2 separate regions of the Homo sapiens genome follow, and region 2 is linked to region 1. Evidence: read pairs that join two places in POLR2A ChIA-PET (ENCODE). Cell type or tissue: GM12878. All regions are shown on one strand. Links, peaks and the distances in the headings refer to the core of each region. The heading gives the core; the rest is flanking DNA. Region 1 has its middle 150 kb from the start of SLC13A1. Region 2 overlaps SLC13A1 (solute carrier family 13 member 1).

Evidence for each region. Peaks named below come from ENCODE experiments on the same cell type or tissue, not always from the same donor. Only the 100,000 strongest peaks of a DNase experiment are listed, where the experiment ranks them.
Region 2: POLR2A ChIA-PET joins it to region 1 with 7 read pairs; 2 of 35 experiments call an interaction of 5 or more read pairs at or near these places.

The regions. Positions count from the first base shown.
Region 1 is chr7:123,348,617-123,356,987 of GRCh38, forward strand. No RefSeq gene overlaps it. Among named protein-coding and RNA genes, the nearest start is that of SLC13A1, 150 kb to the left of the region's middle. In GM12878, for the core only: no CTCF peak of the experiment used is centred there; no DNase peak of the experiment used is centred there.
Region 2 is chr7:123,186,836-123,195,206 of GRCh38, forward strand. The region is part of intron 1 of SLC13A1 (solute carrier family 13 member 1); the gene reads right to left. Among named protein-coding and RNA genes, the nearest start is that of SLC13A1, 8.9 kb to the right of the region's middle. RefSeq lists an enhancer at 3,392-3,701. In GM12878, for the core only: no CTCF peak of the experiment used is centred there; a DNase peak (open chromatin) is centred at 3,506; H3K27ac peaks cover 3,123 bases.

The DNA of each region.
Region 1 (8,371 bases), core at 49-8,048:
GTGCTGCTTAAATCTCGCTCTTACTGCAGAACTTAACGCATTTCAGGGAAGCTCAAAGTTCCCTTAGCAGCAGATTCTGCCAAAGACTCTTCACTAACACGTATTCTGTTGAATTCAAGGGGCTTGCAGATAGACTTTCCTTAGCCCTCAGTAGTGATTCTGATAGTGAGGGAATGTGTTGAGGAAAAAAGCATAACTGAGTACCTATTTGCTTGCCCTTTGGAAGGAAAATGGCAAATGCTTTTACTCCAGGAATCCAACTTGTCACAGGACAGTCATGTGGAAATGAATCAAGTTAATTATCCCTTTCTAGGAAAACTTACTTCTGGACATACTAGTTAAACATTAGGACTTAGAGAAAATAATTTTGTACACTGCCTACCACAGAGAATTATTGCAGATTAGGAGAAGTATATTGGAAGTATTCAGGAGTGAAGTTGTTTTGGCAGAATCAGGGCCCCTGTGCTCACATGAGACGTGTGGGTCACTTGAAAGAAGATTCCATTATCAACTTTATTTCTTAATATTCATTGTCTATAAGACACAGACAGTCTGTGACGATTTAGATGGTCAATCAAGGGAGGCATGAAAGCACTGTTTTCCTCAGAAGAACTCTGAACTCCTTAACATGACAGATTTTTTCTTATTAATTTTACCCTCACTAAAGGTCAGCTGAGAATCAAATGAGATACCCATATAACCATAGTAAATGCATCTTCAAACATAAAGTTACATATATACGGTATAATAATTTTGAATACATAATGCTTATTAAATTTTATATGCATTTAGTAATATAATGTTTACAACTCTAAAATATGCAGTATTTTTATCCCCCATATTATAGATGGTAAACTGAGGCACTTGTGAGTTTAAGTAATTTTTCCAAAGTCCACATTGCTAGTGATGGGCTCAGCTGACTTGAATCCAGGATTCTTTTGCCCCAGAATGTGTGCTCCTAACCACTATGCATTGCCTGCCCTTCATAAAGTCCCATAAAAGAGTGGGAGTTGAATAATGAGAACACATGTACACAGGGAGGGGAACATCACACACCGGTGCCTGTCAGGGGGTGGGGGGCTAGGGGAGGGATAGCATTAGGAGAAATACCTAATGTAGATGACGGGTTGATGGGTGCAGCAAACCACCATGGCACATGTATACCTGTGTAACAAACCTGCAGTTCTGCACATGTACCCCAGAACCTAAGGTTAAAAAAAAAAGAGTGTTTTCCTAAGGTACTATGTCCTTAGTCATGCATGCAAGTTGTCATTTCTTTTAATAGGCTGTGATCTCATTTTTTTAATTTTTAAAAAATATTTCATTTTTATGGATAAGTACTAGTTGTACATATCTGTAGGGTACAGGTGATGTTTTAATACATGCATACAACGTGTAATGACCAAACCTGGATAATTAGAATATATATCACCTCAAATATTTATCATTTCTTTGTGTTGGGAGCATTTAAAATCTTCTCTTCTAGCTATTTTGAAAGATACAGTAAATTATTGTTAACTATACCTGCCCTATTGTGCCATTGAACACTAAAACAGACTCCTTCTAATTGGATTTTTGTGCCCATTAACCACCCTCTCTTCATCCCCCTCCTCACTACTCTTCCTCACCTCTGGTAAACACCAATCTATTTACTACCTCCGGGAGATCATTTTTTTTTAGCTTCTACATATAAGTGACAACATGTGATATTTGTGTGTGTGCATGCATGCATACATGCCTGGCTTATTTCACTTATCATGTCCTCCACTTCCATCCATGGTGCTTCAAATGATGGGATTTCATTTTTTACGGCTTATAACATTCCATTGTGTATATATGCCACATTTTGTTTATCCATTCATCTGTTAATGGACACTTAAGTTGTTTCCATATCATGGCTATTGTGAATAATGCGCAGTAAGCATGCACCTATAGGTATCCCTCTGACGCAGTCATTTCTTTTCTTTTGTGTAAACACCCAGTAGTGGAATTACTGGATTGTATGGTAGTTCTATTTTTAGGTTTTTCAGGAACCTCCAAACTGTTTTCCATAGTGGTTTTACTACATCACACACCCACCAACGGTGTGTGAGCATTTCTCTTTCTCTGCATTCTTGCTAACTTTTGTTATTTTCTGTCTTTTTTAATAATAGCCATTCTAACTGGCTAATCATCAGGGAAAGCAAATCAAAACCACAATGAGATATCATCTCACCCCAATTAAAATAGGCTGTCAACCTTCAATTCTTTTGGAAAGGATCTGAGTGCTAATCACCTTTGACTCTGACAGAGCAAACCTTTGAACATACTGGGTTGATTATAGTTGAAAAGAAACCACGTTTAAAACAAAATTATTTTACCTCAGAGGTAAGGATAACCATGTTGGAAATCTTCATAGTAGCACAGAGGTATAGATACTGAATATATTTGAGTTCTAGCTTCTCTGAGACAAAGTCATTCATTCACTCAAATATTTCGTGACTAAAATCTCCTAAGAAAGGAAAATAGGGGCAATATTCAAACTAGAGCCTAGACCAAAGCAAGGAACCCTGAGCTCTTTGTGGAAAGCCAAAAGCATAACAAAAGGAAACCAAAGTCTTCTCAGGGTCAGGCTTAATGTGGCAATCCTCCGAACAATATGCTTGGAGAAGCAGCCATCAGTGGTCAGCTCAGAAATTTCTGCCAGTGGAAACGTATAGGGTGAATCTTATCCTATTTGGGTGTTTTCATCTTCTCCCATCAGCAGATTGATTATTAGTTTATCAGGTTAGTCAGTTGGAACCTGTTGAATAACATACAGGGAGGGAAGGTTTTAATCAGTGAGCGGAGCAGGAATATAAATGGCCTTTGGTGGTAAGGAACCTGAAGAGACATCTAGCCATTACTTGTACAAGCAAGTGTGGGTTATGAAGGATTTTTGGTAACGCACATAGTAGGTAAAATATTTTACCAAGTATACGAAGACCTAACCTTTCTACAAATTATGTAGCATTGAACAAGCAGCTAAGCTTCTTTGGGTTTCAGTTTCCTCATCTGTGAAATAGGAGGGGCCTGGAATAGATGATTACTATAGCTCTTTCCACCTCTAACAACTGGAAGGTTAAGGATTAACAGCAAGTTCATTAAGGTCAAAGTCAGCTTTAATCATTCAGCAGTGAAGCTAGAGTTTGCAGTGATGAGAAGGCAGAAGTCCTAACTTAAATCTCACCCTGTCGAGCACCTCTTTTGCCCTTCAATAATCATAAAGTTCTAACATCTTCGAAAGCTACTCAGGGCCAAGGTTCCTTAAGTACTCAAAAAAATTCAATTAAAAATCACTGAAAAACCTTCTCAAAGGAAGGATTTAAAAAGGATAAAAGAACCATGAATGGCAACACTTACTTTAGAAATCTCTTCAAATATTAAAAACAGAACATTGCAAAACAAAAAAAATAGCTCTCAATTGTACAGTATTCTGTCACAGTGCAGTTTGGCATCATGCCAAATATGCAAACACAGTGAAAAATTATCTTATGTGTTCTCTAAGGGTCCAAAGTTTTCTCAATTCAAGCCCATCTTCTCTTCCAAAGGAATGATAAATCTGAGATGAAAACAAGTCATATACACAGAAGGAATATAGACTCATAGTCCATTTATTTACAAATATGTACTGTTCCTTCACCATATGGTTTGAACAAAGACATTAAAATGTGAAAACAACAGCAGGTCTCGAGCTTAGCTGCCATAGAAATAGATTAGTTTCCAGGTCTGGCCAGTTCTCAGAGACATGTCGACCCACAGTCTGTTCAACCACAGGCACTTATGTTTCAAAAATGTCTCTACGGAACTCTACTTTCTCCTTTTTGCCTGCAGATGAATTAAATTAATGCTTTGCATATTTGGTTTTAAAAAATGACTCTTCCCTGTTTCAGTGGTCCTTTCTTTCAAGAATAATATTTTGTCTGGCTATTCAAATACTGTTTTATTAATAAATGACATATGCTAAAAGCCAACCAGATCTGAATGTTGGCATGAGCATTGTGTCTTCAGCCACATCATGTCCCACATTTTTGGCGCCTTAGAACTTCCTAATCTCAGTTCCTTGGTTCCTTCCACCTGCCTCTCAGCTGGTCCAGCTCCTTTGTTAAGTCTCCTCTTGTTCTATCCCCCTCCCCACCACTACTCAGAGCCAGTCTCCTCTATTATACTCTAGCCCACAGTTACTTTCAAATATAATTATCTATGTTCTAAACATCTAATCTGTGAATTAGTGGTACCTAATAAAGACATTGGCTAGAAAACATGTATTTAGAAGGACAGCAAAAAATCGTGTATATGAATTGCTTTTGGAATAAAGTGATACAGGTTTAAGCCCCTGTTTTATAATATGGTAACTTTTCTTCTACTGGGTCTAAACAACATTATTTCCTTGTAAAATAATAATAATCATTTCATATTTATTGGGCATTTACTATGTCAGATATTGTGCAAAGTTTTAATACACATTATGTCATTTAATCTTTACAACAGTCCTATGAGCTATGCATTACTCATACCTCACTCATTACTCAACCTCACTTTGAAATAAGAAAACTGAGGCCCAGAGAGATAATGAAACTTGACTAGATTTAGGGTTTCAACCCACGTTTATCTGAATCCAGCACCAAACCTCACCTTGCAATGTTTTTATGAGGATCGAATAAGATGGTGTATGTAAGGACATAGCATGGGTTATAAAGTGCTGTGTAAATGTAAGCTACTGTCCTAACCAAGACTTTAAATTAATGAATACAGGAAGTGTAGGCATTGTGTTGAGTTGGAGATGCAGAAGATTAGAGGGCAGGAATTAAACCTACAGGCTTCTTATTATGGAGAATAAGGATTCAGGATCCCAAGAGGAACAAAATATTGTACAACAAATAAGTATAAATAAAATGCACTATGTGACTAATGAGAGGCCTCTTTGAACAAGGTAGCTCAGGAATAAAGAAAAGTATAATTAGAAAACTTTGAATTTAATAATCACTTCTTTCTTTTTTCTTTGGTTTTCAATGTCACTATCATTAATTCTTCCCAAACTATCTAATATAATAAATAAATGCCTCTTAATGCTATTTTTCCTAACAGTGAAAGAAAAGTTGCACGGGACAGGTTAAACTGGCAAGAAACACTATTGCAATAAGAATCAAGACTACTACAATTGGTGATTAGAGATTGGACTCTAGTCCTCGAACACAAAAGCTAAAGAGTTTTGAAGCACTGGAGTGAACTAGCGGAATAGTACTGGAGGATGAGGACTTTAAGGGGAAAATTTGTCAGTGTGATTACACTATTGGTTTTTGCTAATTGACGCTTATCAAAGTTAGGCCCCTACCTTTCCACAGAGACTAAGAGGCAGGGGCCCTAGCTTTCTAGATGGTTCCACTTCAAAGGGAATACTCCCAGGTCCTTGAGAAAGATATTACTGGGAGTAAAATTGTCAAGAAGCTGGAAGACAATTTACATCTCAAAGGGGCAGAGAAGAAACTTACAATCACAAGTTTTTCAAGGTAAATGCTCTAAGAAAAGTTATATCAGGGGCCAATCAGAAGACTGTCTAAGGTTTAGTCAAACTGAAGTTAAGGGTGTTTTGGTCACTACATCTAAGCACATCAGATAATTAGATCCCCCCTTTTTTTCTGAACACATCTTTTCTGAAACTCTCTCCTCCCCTCTTTAATCTGGACTAGTTGCTCTCTAGGCCTGATGCACAGCTGTCAACCTGGGACTTTCTTTGCTTATCTTCCCTTATCTGGAGACACTAGTTTAGCAGAATACATAGATTTAGAAGAATACATTCTTCATTAACACCCTGAGACATGGTGCATACAAATAAAATTTTAAGACTTTAAGTGTCTGAAAATGTTCTTTTCTAGTCTCACTAATGACAAATCATTGGACTGAATATAAAATTCTAAGTTAAAAATCATTTTTACCTAGGTGTTTTCTTCTGCTGTGTTCTAGCTTTCACTATTCCTATTGAGAAGTCAAATACTGCTTGGTGCTCAATTTCTTGAATGTCACTTACTTTATTTCTAAAAGCTTGTCTTAGTCTATTCATGGTGCTATAACGAAGTATCATAAACTGAGTGATTTATAAACAACAGAGATTTATTTCTCACAGTTCTGGAGGCTGGGAAGTCCTAGATCAAAGGACCAGCAAGTTCAGTATCCGATGAGGATTCATTTCCTTGTTCATAGATGGCTCTTTTTGCTGTAACCTCACATGGTAGAAGGGGCAAGAGGTCTCTCTTTGGTCTCCTTTATAAGGGCACTAATGCCATTCATCAGGGCTCTGCCCATGACCTAATAACCTCCCTAAAGCCCCACCTTCTAATACCATCACATTTGGGGTTAGGATTTCAACATGTGAATTTTGTAGGGACACAACATTCAATCTATAGAAGAGCTTGTAAGATATTTCTATTATTCCTGGTGGTTTGAAATTTTATTCATTGCACTGGACTCTGAGTGACCCTTTCATTACGAAATCACATGTTCTTCAGTGATACATACGTTATTGGATTAATTATTTGAAAATTGTTTTGTCTCCCCTTCTCTTTTCTCTGTTCTCTCTTTTGGGAACTCTTATGAATCGGACATTAGGTCTCATGAATTTATCATCCAATCTTCTCTCCTTCTCCAAATTTCTTCGCCTTATTGTTCTATTTTCTCAAAGATTCCCTTGATTTTATAATCATATTGATTTATTTTACTTTATTCTTAATCTCTAAAAGCTCAATTATTTTATTGCTTCTTTTAAAATATTCTGCTTTTGTTTTATGAATAAAATATTATCATTCATTTCTATGAGGATATAGATTTAAATATTGTTTAAAATCTCAGGGTTTTTTTTTTCTTTTTGTTCTCTGGAGGAATTTCTTTTCAATTGATTATTTGGTTGATTTGTCTTTCAAACTGGAAATTTTTCCAAACTGTTGAACAATCCTTGGCTGTCTATTTATATTTAAGAGTGTGGCACTCAAGAGCTATTTGGAAGTACACTCTAGCAGATATTGGAACACAGGGGTTTCATAGCAGGATCTCCAAATGTCAGTGTCTTTGCTAGATATTCTGCGTATGCACTGCCCCCACCATGACTTTTCTCCATTTATATCCATCCTGCTCTGTCCCTGGAGGCTGACACTGAGAACTACACACTTAGACTTCCTGAACGGCTGGGCTTCAGTGAATAGACACTCTGAGGCTGTTCGTGAGCAAAAAAGGAGAGCATTCAGGGTATTTTTTTTCTCTTGATTCATTCTCCGTTTCAGCACAAAGTCTCTAGTAGTATTTGTAACTCTCTACATGTCAGTTTCTGTTGGGAGGGCTTTGTTCCACTGCTCCACTTTGTTCCTTCTGCCCTGGAGATGCAATGGCTTCCCACCGTTGCTAGGTGCTGGGTGACTCACCATCTCTCATTCATTTGCTCACATGATGGTTAGTATTAAACAGCTCCTTCATTAACATCCTTCATTTGAATCCCTTAGGGTGAATCTGCTTTCCTGCCAGGATAGTAGTATCCACAAGTTTGTTTTTTGTTTTTTCTTTTTTTTTTTCCCCTTTGGAATACTTCAGTTTCTCCAGAGAATAATCCTCTAATATTTTTTCAGAGAATGGAGGAAGCATATGCCTGACTATGAATGCTCATAAAGCAAGGATCATTGGGGTGGGGGTTAAAGTTTCCATATGTAGCCTTTGGCTCCATGTTATCACCATTTTATTGCAGTAGCTCTACCCTGTCTGCTGCTATCCCTGGTATTTTTGAGATTTACTTTCCACAAAGTAAATGTCCATTTTCTTGGTGGGATTGGGCTATAGGGGATGCAGGAAAAGATCATCAGGTCTAATTACCTCTCAATGAGGTACTTCTTAGCCAGTTCTTCTTGTTTTCAGCCCCATGTCTCATTCCAACCTTCTGCAGTATGGGTATCTCTAAGTCCTGAATCCTTCCAAGTGACATGGTATGAATTAACCTGCTTTCTTCTTTAATGACATACCTCTCTTATGGCTGTTGTTTTTTTTTCAGATCTTTTCATTCCTTACATTCATTTTCCATCTTCTAAAAATTTTTGGCATCTCTGATCGCTGTTGATGCACTGCTGGTTCTCTTTGTCCTTTGGTGTTTAGACCATATTTATACTTTTCTTCCAACTTTACTACAATTTTAGTGGGATTCATAGGGGAATTTAAAAATCATGTTTTTATTTCACCACAAAACTGGAAACTTCTCCCATTACCTTTTAACAAGTGTAGATCTTGGCACTGAGAGCACCCAATATTGCTGAAAGGAAAGGTAGGTAGGACAAAAGAGGAAGAGCCCAGAAGGAGAAAAGTTACTCTGCATAAGACC
Region 2 (8,371 bases), core at 80-8,079, 160 kb before region 1:
AAAAATAATGTGTACTTTTATCTTGTTTATTTATCATGAAGGACATAACTGTAAAGATTTACAGTTATGACTACCACTGACCTTACAATTTTTTTTTTTTTAAATCATGATTCCTTCTCAAAATAAAGAAAGAGAAAAGAGGGGAAAAAAAAAAGTCCAGAGGACTTCCTCAAAAATACTACTTTTCTACTTAAAAATCTCTGTACGTGTTACGACTCCCAAAAGTTACATCAAGAAGTTCAGCAAACAAGTCACACCTAGCCAGACAGAGGCAATTGTGTGGAAACCAGGTGAAATTCCATTAGATCATAGGCAATGTCATGTCGCTTAACCCTGGATACCTGCTCTGTATGTATACACTGCACCTCTTTGGCTCATTCATGGCAGCTCCGTCTTTCCTATTATAAGATTTCCTCACACTACCAGAGACATGAAGTTATTATAGTATGGGCAGTTCCTCGTCCCTTAAATTAAAAAATATATATATTAGAAGCTTTTTAGCAGTGTATTCTTTAGAAGCATTTTCAAAATTATAAAATATTTAGAACATAGTAAAAATATACAACAAACATATTTGTACACCTTATCATATTTAACAAATGTTGACACTTTGCCACATTTGCTTAAATTATTTTTAAACAAATAAAACATTCCATATTCTGTTAAAGACTGATGTTAAGGACCACTCCCTCATTTCCTTCTCCTCCACCATTCCCAAAGTTAACTACTGTCTAGAATGTGGTTTGTATCCTTTCCATTCATGTTTTTGTGATTATACTACATGCAGACATTAATACATTAATAACAAGTGGTTTTAAAATTAAATAAGGTTTACTCTATATGTCACTTTGCAACTTGCTTTTTTCACTCAATATTTTATGTACTTCAAATACATTCATGTTGATACATGTAGATTTATTGTTACTTCATTTTAATAGATGTAGTATTTCTTTTTATGAATATTTTACCATTTATTTGTCTGTTTTTCTACTGATGTTTGTTTGGATTTTTTCCCCAATATTTTATTATTATAAGGCTATGGACATCTTTGTACCTATCTCCACATGCATGTCTATGGAAAATAGATTTTCTTAGCTGGTGGAGAAAACTAGCATCAGAACTTCAAACGGGAAGGAGTCCATTGGAACTTTACTAGATATTGCCCATTTGCTATCTGACATGGTTAGGCTTTTTGTCCCCACCCAAATCTCATCTTGAATTGTAATCTCCATGCTACCCAGGTGTCAAGGGAGAAACCAGGTGGAGGTAATTGAATAATGGGCGCAGTTTCCCCCATGCTGTCCTCATAATAGTGAGTGAGTTCTCATGAGATCTGATGGTTTTATAAGGGGCTCTTCCCCCTTAATTTGGCACTTCTCCTTCCTGCTGCCTTGTGAAGAAGTTGCCTCACTTCCCCTTCCACCATTATTGTAAGTTTCTTGAGGCCTCCCAGTCACGCTGAGTCAATTAAACCTCATTCCTTTATAAATTACCCAGTCTCGGGCAGTTCTTTATAGCACTATGAAAATCGACTAAGAAGCTGAGATGGTCATACTAGTTTATATTAACACCAACAATGTTCAGAAATTCCATTTCACCATCCTTGGTATATGGGATTAATTTATTCATTTGACAGTCTGATGGTATGAAAAAATCTTCTTATTTAATTTCCATGTTCTTGAATACCAGTGGAGTATTTTCACAGTTATTGAACATAATTGTTTCTCTTCTGTAAATTATATATTTATAGTTCTTTTTCATTTTTCTGTTGGGTTATTTTTTCTTTTATCTCATGGATTTGTGGAGTTATTTTTAGATTCTTAATATTATTTCTCTATAAACTATGTATTTGTAAACATTTTTCTTAGTCTCTGGCTTGTCTATGAAATTAGCTTTATTGTATTTTTAATTGACAGGAGGATTTTAATTTTAATGCAGTGATTTTAAACACTTTTCTGTTGTCTCATGTTTTTACCATATTTTATAAGAAAATCTTTCGGCCGGGTGCGGTGGCTCACGCCTGTAATCCCAGCACTTTGGGAGGCCGAGGCGGGCGGATCACGAGGTCAGGAGATCGAGACCATCCCGGCTAAAACGGTGAAACCCCGTCTCTACTAAAAATACAAAAAATTAGCCGGGTGTAGTGGCGGGCGCCTGTAGTCCCAGCTACTTGGGAGGCTGAGGCAGGAGAATGGCGTGAACCCGGGAGGCGGAGCTTGCAGTGAGCCGAGATCCCGCCACTGCACTCCAGCCTGGGCGACAGAGCGAGACTCCGTCTCAAAAAAAAAAAAAAAAAAGAAAGAAAATCTTTCTACATTATATATTTCCATATTTTTTCTAAGATTAAAATTTTTTCAAGTGTAGAGCTTTAATATTTTTGTATAGGAATCTAACACTTTTTTTTTCTCAAAATGAATAGCCAAAGTGCCATGCTTTTTAAATTGAATGAGCTCATTTTTGCCTAGTAATTCATGTTGCTACATATTTTCTATGCTGAAGTTCTCAAATGCAGACACATAAGCTTCTGGTCTCTTTATTTTGTCCTCTCCCTCTCCCACTGCTGCCTTCTAAAAATAAGTTCTTACAGAATTATGCTCTTTTAACATTTCTAACCTTTCAATAAGGTTTACAATCTGTATGACAACTCCTTCATCTTATATGTTTTTCAAATTGCCTTAATAGTGTTAGATTTTCATTCTTTCTTTTGAATTTTAAAATTACTATCTCAAGTTATAAAAATTTTATTCAGATTTTCATTCAAATTACACAGAATCTATGAAGTAAGATATAGCTTTAAGTATTTCTATCTATGAACTTCTCTATTCTTTTAGGTGTCTATTAAATTTCTTCTATAATGTTTTGTAGATTTCTCCAGAAAGGTCTATTATATATTTATTAGATGTTTTCATTATTATTGAAATGAAAAATTTATCTAATTACAATCCTTTTGGAGATTTTTTTCTTCTCTATTTGGAAGCTTTAAAAAATTCACCTTATTTTTAATCTGAAGTCTCATTCCTGATGTGCCTAAATATGGACTAATATCTAATTAAGTTGTTTGTACTTACAAATGCATTTGAGAGCTCATCTTTTTTAAAAAAATTCTGGAGAATTCAGTAATTATTACTTTGAATATGACTTCTTTTCTAGTCTTTCATTTTCGGTAATGTCTTTTATACATATGTTGGGGCTCTGAATTCATTCTCCAAATGATTCTCTCACTTAAAGATATCCTTTTATATTCTATTTGATATTTTAGGTAAATTCCTAGTATTCTTTCTCAGTTCACTGAATATATCTTCAAGGATACTCAGTTTAAAGTTTATTTCATCTTGTAGTATACTATAAGAGACATACCCTGGTTATAAGATTAATGATAGCCATAAGGCTTATTCAGGCATCTTGCTGATACTACATGTCACGTAGCAGTATGTCACAGAGTAGGGTTGACACTAAGTGTCACTTAGCAATGTGATGCAGACTGGCTTGGGGATTTCCAACCTTGGCCTGGGGATTTCCAGGAGACAAGGCTACCTCAGATGCAACTTTCATAAACAAAAAAGGCTTACTCTTTCCAGAATTGTTTAAACTCCCTTTATGAGAGAAATGGCTGGTAACTCACCTGGGCTGAGTACAAGCATAAGTAAGGGGGAAGGGTCCTTTAAATTCTGAGACTGGTCACTGGACGGAGGCCCTCCTGGTCAGTCAGTCATCTGACTGCATCTGGCCCATGCCACTGGCCTGCTCTTCATCTTCATCTTGGAAAAGTCAGAATAAGCTGTTGAGCATTAGAATAAGCTGTCTAAGACTCATATTTGACATTAACCAAATGAAAAAGGAGAAGCTGTTGAGAATAAGCTGTTGAGCATTAGAGTGTCTAAGACTCATCTTTGACATGAATCAAATGAAAAAGGAGAAGTTGCCCCTGGGGAAGCTGGTTAACTAGGACCACCCAGGAGCCTCAAACATGACACATCTATTGAGGATTTTGTTTGTTTTTTTAATCTCAGTGACAAAATTCCAGGATATCTAACTAGTTTTATTTTATACTTTCCTGCTCTTGCTTTATATTTTGAAAAATAATTTGTTTCTCTTTTTTTGTTTTTTTCCTTTCCTAACTTGTTGATTTCCCTATTATTTTCATTTCTTCTGAGCGGATTTTGTCAGTCTTTCTTTAGTGTCTTATTGTATTTTGAAATTTTATTTTCAAATTTATTCTGAGTGGTAGCTTTATTCTTGTGTTTTCTTCTTCTGCACTCCTTGTTTCTCATCTAGCACTTTTACAGTTGCTTCCAGCCAGTTCCTAGTTCCTGGTTCAGATGGGTCTTATCTTGACACCCTAGAGTTCTTTTCTTGCCAGCATAACATGGATCCAGTCATCTAGCTGAGTTGGGTAGTATGGGTGAGGTCTTGGCTGGGGAGCTGGGCAGTGTTTGCTTCCTGTGAGCCATCATAGCCAGCGATCAATCCAGCTCTTTCTGTCCTTCACAGGTTTGAGAAAACCATTTTCCAGCCCTTAGTTTCTGGCATTTAACCTGACTCTGGTCCCTGAATGGCATGGGAGTGCTTTCAACCACAGGTTTCCACATTCATGCCACTTGTTTGCTTTTCTGACTCATTCTGATCTACAGAGATCTTTATTTGCTTTGTGTTTCCAATGGAGAAAGAGCTTGGGAAGGGAGGATCCTAATTGTCTAAAACCTCATCTAGACTGTTGATCATAGACTTTATATATAGAAAAACTTATTTAAGATGTGAAAATATTTGCCAAGTAGACAGATAAACCTGTTTTCTGACTTACTATAGGATGGGCAAGTAATACTCATGAATGCTTATAATGTGCCAGATAACAACACTTGGCACTCCACATGACATTTTATTTAACCCTCGCCAAGATTCTTTGGGGTAGATATTGTAATTCCATGCTGAACTAAGGTTCAACGATCACACTGCTAGCGTGTGGTAGAGTTGAGATTTGTCCATGTATAAACTCTATCAGAGTATATATTTTTAAAATTTACTACCCTGTTCCCAACATTTAAAGCAGTACTTGGCATAGAGTATACGGTCAGTAACATATTTGAGTGAGTAAGGTTCTTCTTTCTGTTCTTTCTAATATTGTTTGTATTTATATATCTTATAAAACACTAAATCTTTATCTTAGGCATAAGGTTCCTTAGCATAGAAACTTCTTTCTCTTTGCCTTGTTCCCTTTTCTCTGTTCTCTCCTCCTTGCCTGGAACTGGATATTTTGACTCCTGCCCCAGTGGGTGAATGTGTTTACAATTTTCCTGCAGCCCTCATCTCTCTTGCTAATAAACAGCACTGGAACTAAAATGTCCACCTGCATAGGTGAATTCCTCCATCACAGACATTCCCACTTACCCAGCCCCCAGTTAAAAATATCATAGTCATATCTTGTCTTAACCACCTCAAGTGCACAGCTAGGGCACTTGCTGAAGGGGTGAAAAAGGCAAAGAAAGCTATGACTAGGCAATTTGGATAATGACTTTTTCCTCCTTACAAAGTTCTGACTGTCAAGTTATCTTACAAAATGTGGCTGATTACATTTAAAAATCACCTTGGTTCTCTTTTAAATTATAGCCCCACATGGAATTAGAATATAAGTTTGGCTTTAAAATATAGTTTTTTCATCTCTTCTGCTTTTTTAAATGACATACTGACTGATATTAGGGAGTAATTTGGCTGATGAATTAGTACGTATGTGGGTATGATCTCTTCTCAGCACAGCGTGAGAAAAGCAGAGCCAATCACAGACCTCAATCACTACAATTGATTTTCTAAAGAGAACACAAAGCAATTAAAAAAGGAGAAAAATCATGCATTCTAAATCTCTGTGCTACAAGAAAAACATCATTATTATTTGACAGAGCCTGTGAAGGGCTTTGTATGGTTCTTGGTATTCCTACCCCTACTGCAGCAGTGATTTCTTAAGACTCAATTTATATTAATTGCAAAGTTTAAAGTGCTTTAAAATATCCTCATTTTGGAAGATGGATAGTAAAAATAAGTTCAACTACAAAGTCAAGGAGAAATAACTAGATGTTTTTTCTTTTCTTTTTTTTTAAGTTTTTAGCCAAAATGGATAGTAGAGAAAAGCAATTGATGGCCCACTAAACCAGTTATTGGGAAATTTTTAGTTCCTCCTTTTCACTCAACCTCCACACCTAACCAGCACCTGAGATGCATTGTTTTCATACTCTGTACACAGTGGAACTGGAAAAAGGTACAGAAATAATCAGTTCTCCAACCTGACTACACATTTGGTTATGATCAAAATGCAATCCATGAACTACCTGCTCCAGAATCACCTGGGGAGTTTGTTCAACGTGCAGCATCCTACACTTCACATTAAGAGTTTATGATTTTACACAAGTATCTCAGGTGAATCTGGGGAAGCTTATCCATAGACAACATTTGGAACTTTTTAAAAAGAGCCTTGCTCATTTTATAAATAAAAAAAAAAATCAGCCAAGGGTAGCATGTCTGAGTCACTTGGGGAATGTTTCAGAATATGCTATGTTAATCAGGACAGGATAAGCTATGCTGTGGCAAAAGTTCCAAAATCTCAGCAGTCTAAAACAGCCAATTATTTCTTACTTATACTATTTGTCCATCATGGGTAGAGGTTACTACGTGATCCAGGCTGAGAGAGGCATCACCTCAACCTGTGCTTTCGTGATTGCAAATGCAGGAACAATGACATAAGGCAATCTGAGCACAGCTTTTAAAGATCTGATATAAATATCATTAAATAAGCAATGACATCATGAGCTTGGAAGTCAGACAGATTTGTGTTTAAGTCCTCTTGCTCCCTTTGTGGACTGTGTGACTTTGATCACATTTCTTGACCTCTCTGAGTTTCTGTTCTGTAAAATTGGGATGATATTGACTATTTCTAATTGTCGCTATGAGGCTCACAGTGGGCATTCACATTTACTATTGTTACCAAACAAGGTATAAAACATATTATGGGAGGAAGAAAGAGCTTTGTGAAAGGGACAGCCTCTGGTTACACCTACATTCTTCTTGTTCTGTCCTTTCATCATTATTTTCACTCTATTGAAGTTCCCCTCTTTCATCAACCTCTTTCTCCTGCATTCTCTCCTTCCTATCAGGTCCAAAGCCTTACATCCTTCTGCCACGCTAGATCATCCTTCACTCAACACAGTTATTAACTATCTACTATGTGACAGGCACTGGGTTTGGTGCTGGAGGAGACAGAAATTTAAACACTATGCTCCATGTTCTTGAGATATTTACAGTCTGGAGGGAGACACAAAGATAAAGCAAAACGGAAGACATACTGTAATAGAGGCCAATGTATCCATGATGCAATGAGAGCATCGAGGATGATCCTTAGTTTACATCACAGCCTGAGCCTTCCTTCCCAAGAAGGGTGAGGTAAGAGGAGATGGCATTCTAGGAGGAGGATATAGCGTGTGAGAAGGCAGAGAGACAAGAATAATCACAGGCATTCTAGAAACTGCAAATAGTGAAGTATTGTTAAAGAGGAAAATGCAAATGTGGGAGATAGATACTGGGGACTGTGTGGTGGAGGCTTTTAGGACAAATAAATGAAAAGTCAGAAATATCCATCAGCAAAACCATCTTTTGTTTAGATATTTTTCCATTATAGGCAAAAAGGAACCATTGAAAAATTTTGATTTTTCACAATTGGACTGAGTTGGCATTTAAAAAATAGTACTCTGGCCAGAGACTGTAGGGGAAAGTGTGTAAAAAACAAACAGTCTATGAAAGAAAGAGAAAGACAGCTTCAAGGAAAGCAGTGCCAGCAGGAAAGGAAAGAGAGGAGAAGATGAGGTTGAGAGGGGAGATTTAGGAGGATTTAGATTAAGGAGATGCAACACCGTATTAGTGATGGGGGCTTGTGGATATTTGAAGCATCTGAGATGACATACAGCTTTCAAACCTGTGAATGGAGAGAAGGGTAGTGGCATTCTCTGACATAAAGAAAACAGAAGGAGCAGCAGGTTTTGGGCAAGTGGGACTGCATGCGGTTAGGGGAACAGAGGAGCTGGAAGATGATGAATCCTTAGTGGTTTATCCACTTTTTAATTACGCCTTCATAGCACAGATGATTTCTTTAAATTATTCGGCATGTGTTTAGGTACAACCTACTTTTGCCATTAATATTTGTCATACTATATAATGACTTTCCAGCAATTCTGCAAGCTACATAAAGACAGAAACATTAATTTAAACTTCTGCTTATATCACACAATTCATCTGGCACAACACTTTGGGCTGGGAAAGTTCTTGTAAAATATTTGTGAAATAAAAATATATTACCAAAATTGGATTTTCTGGTTTTGTCGAACTACCACAT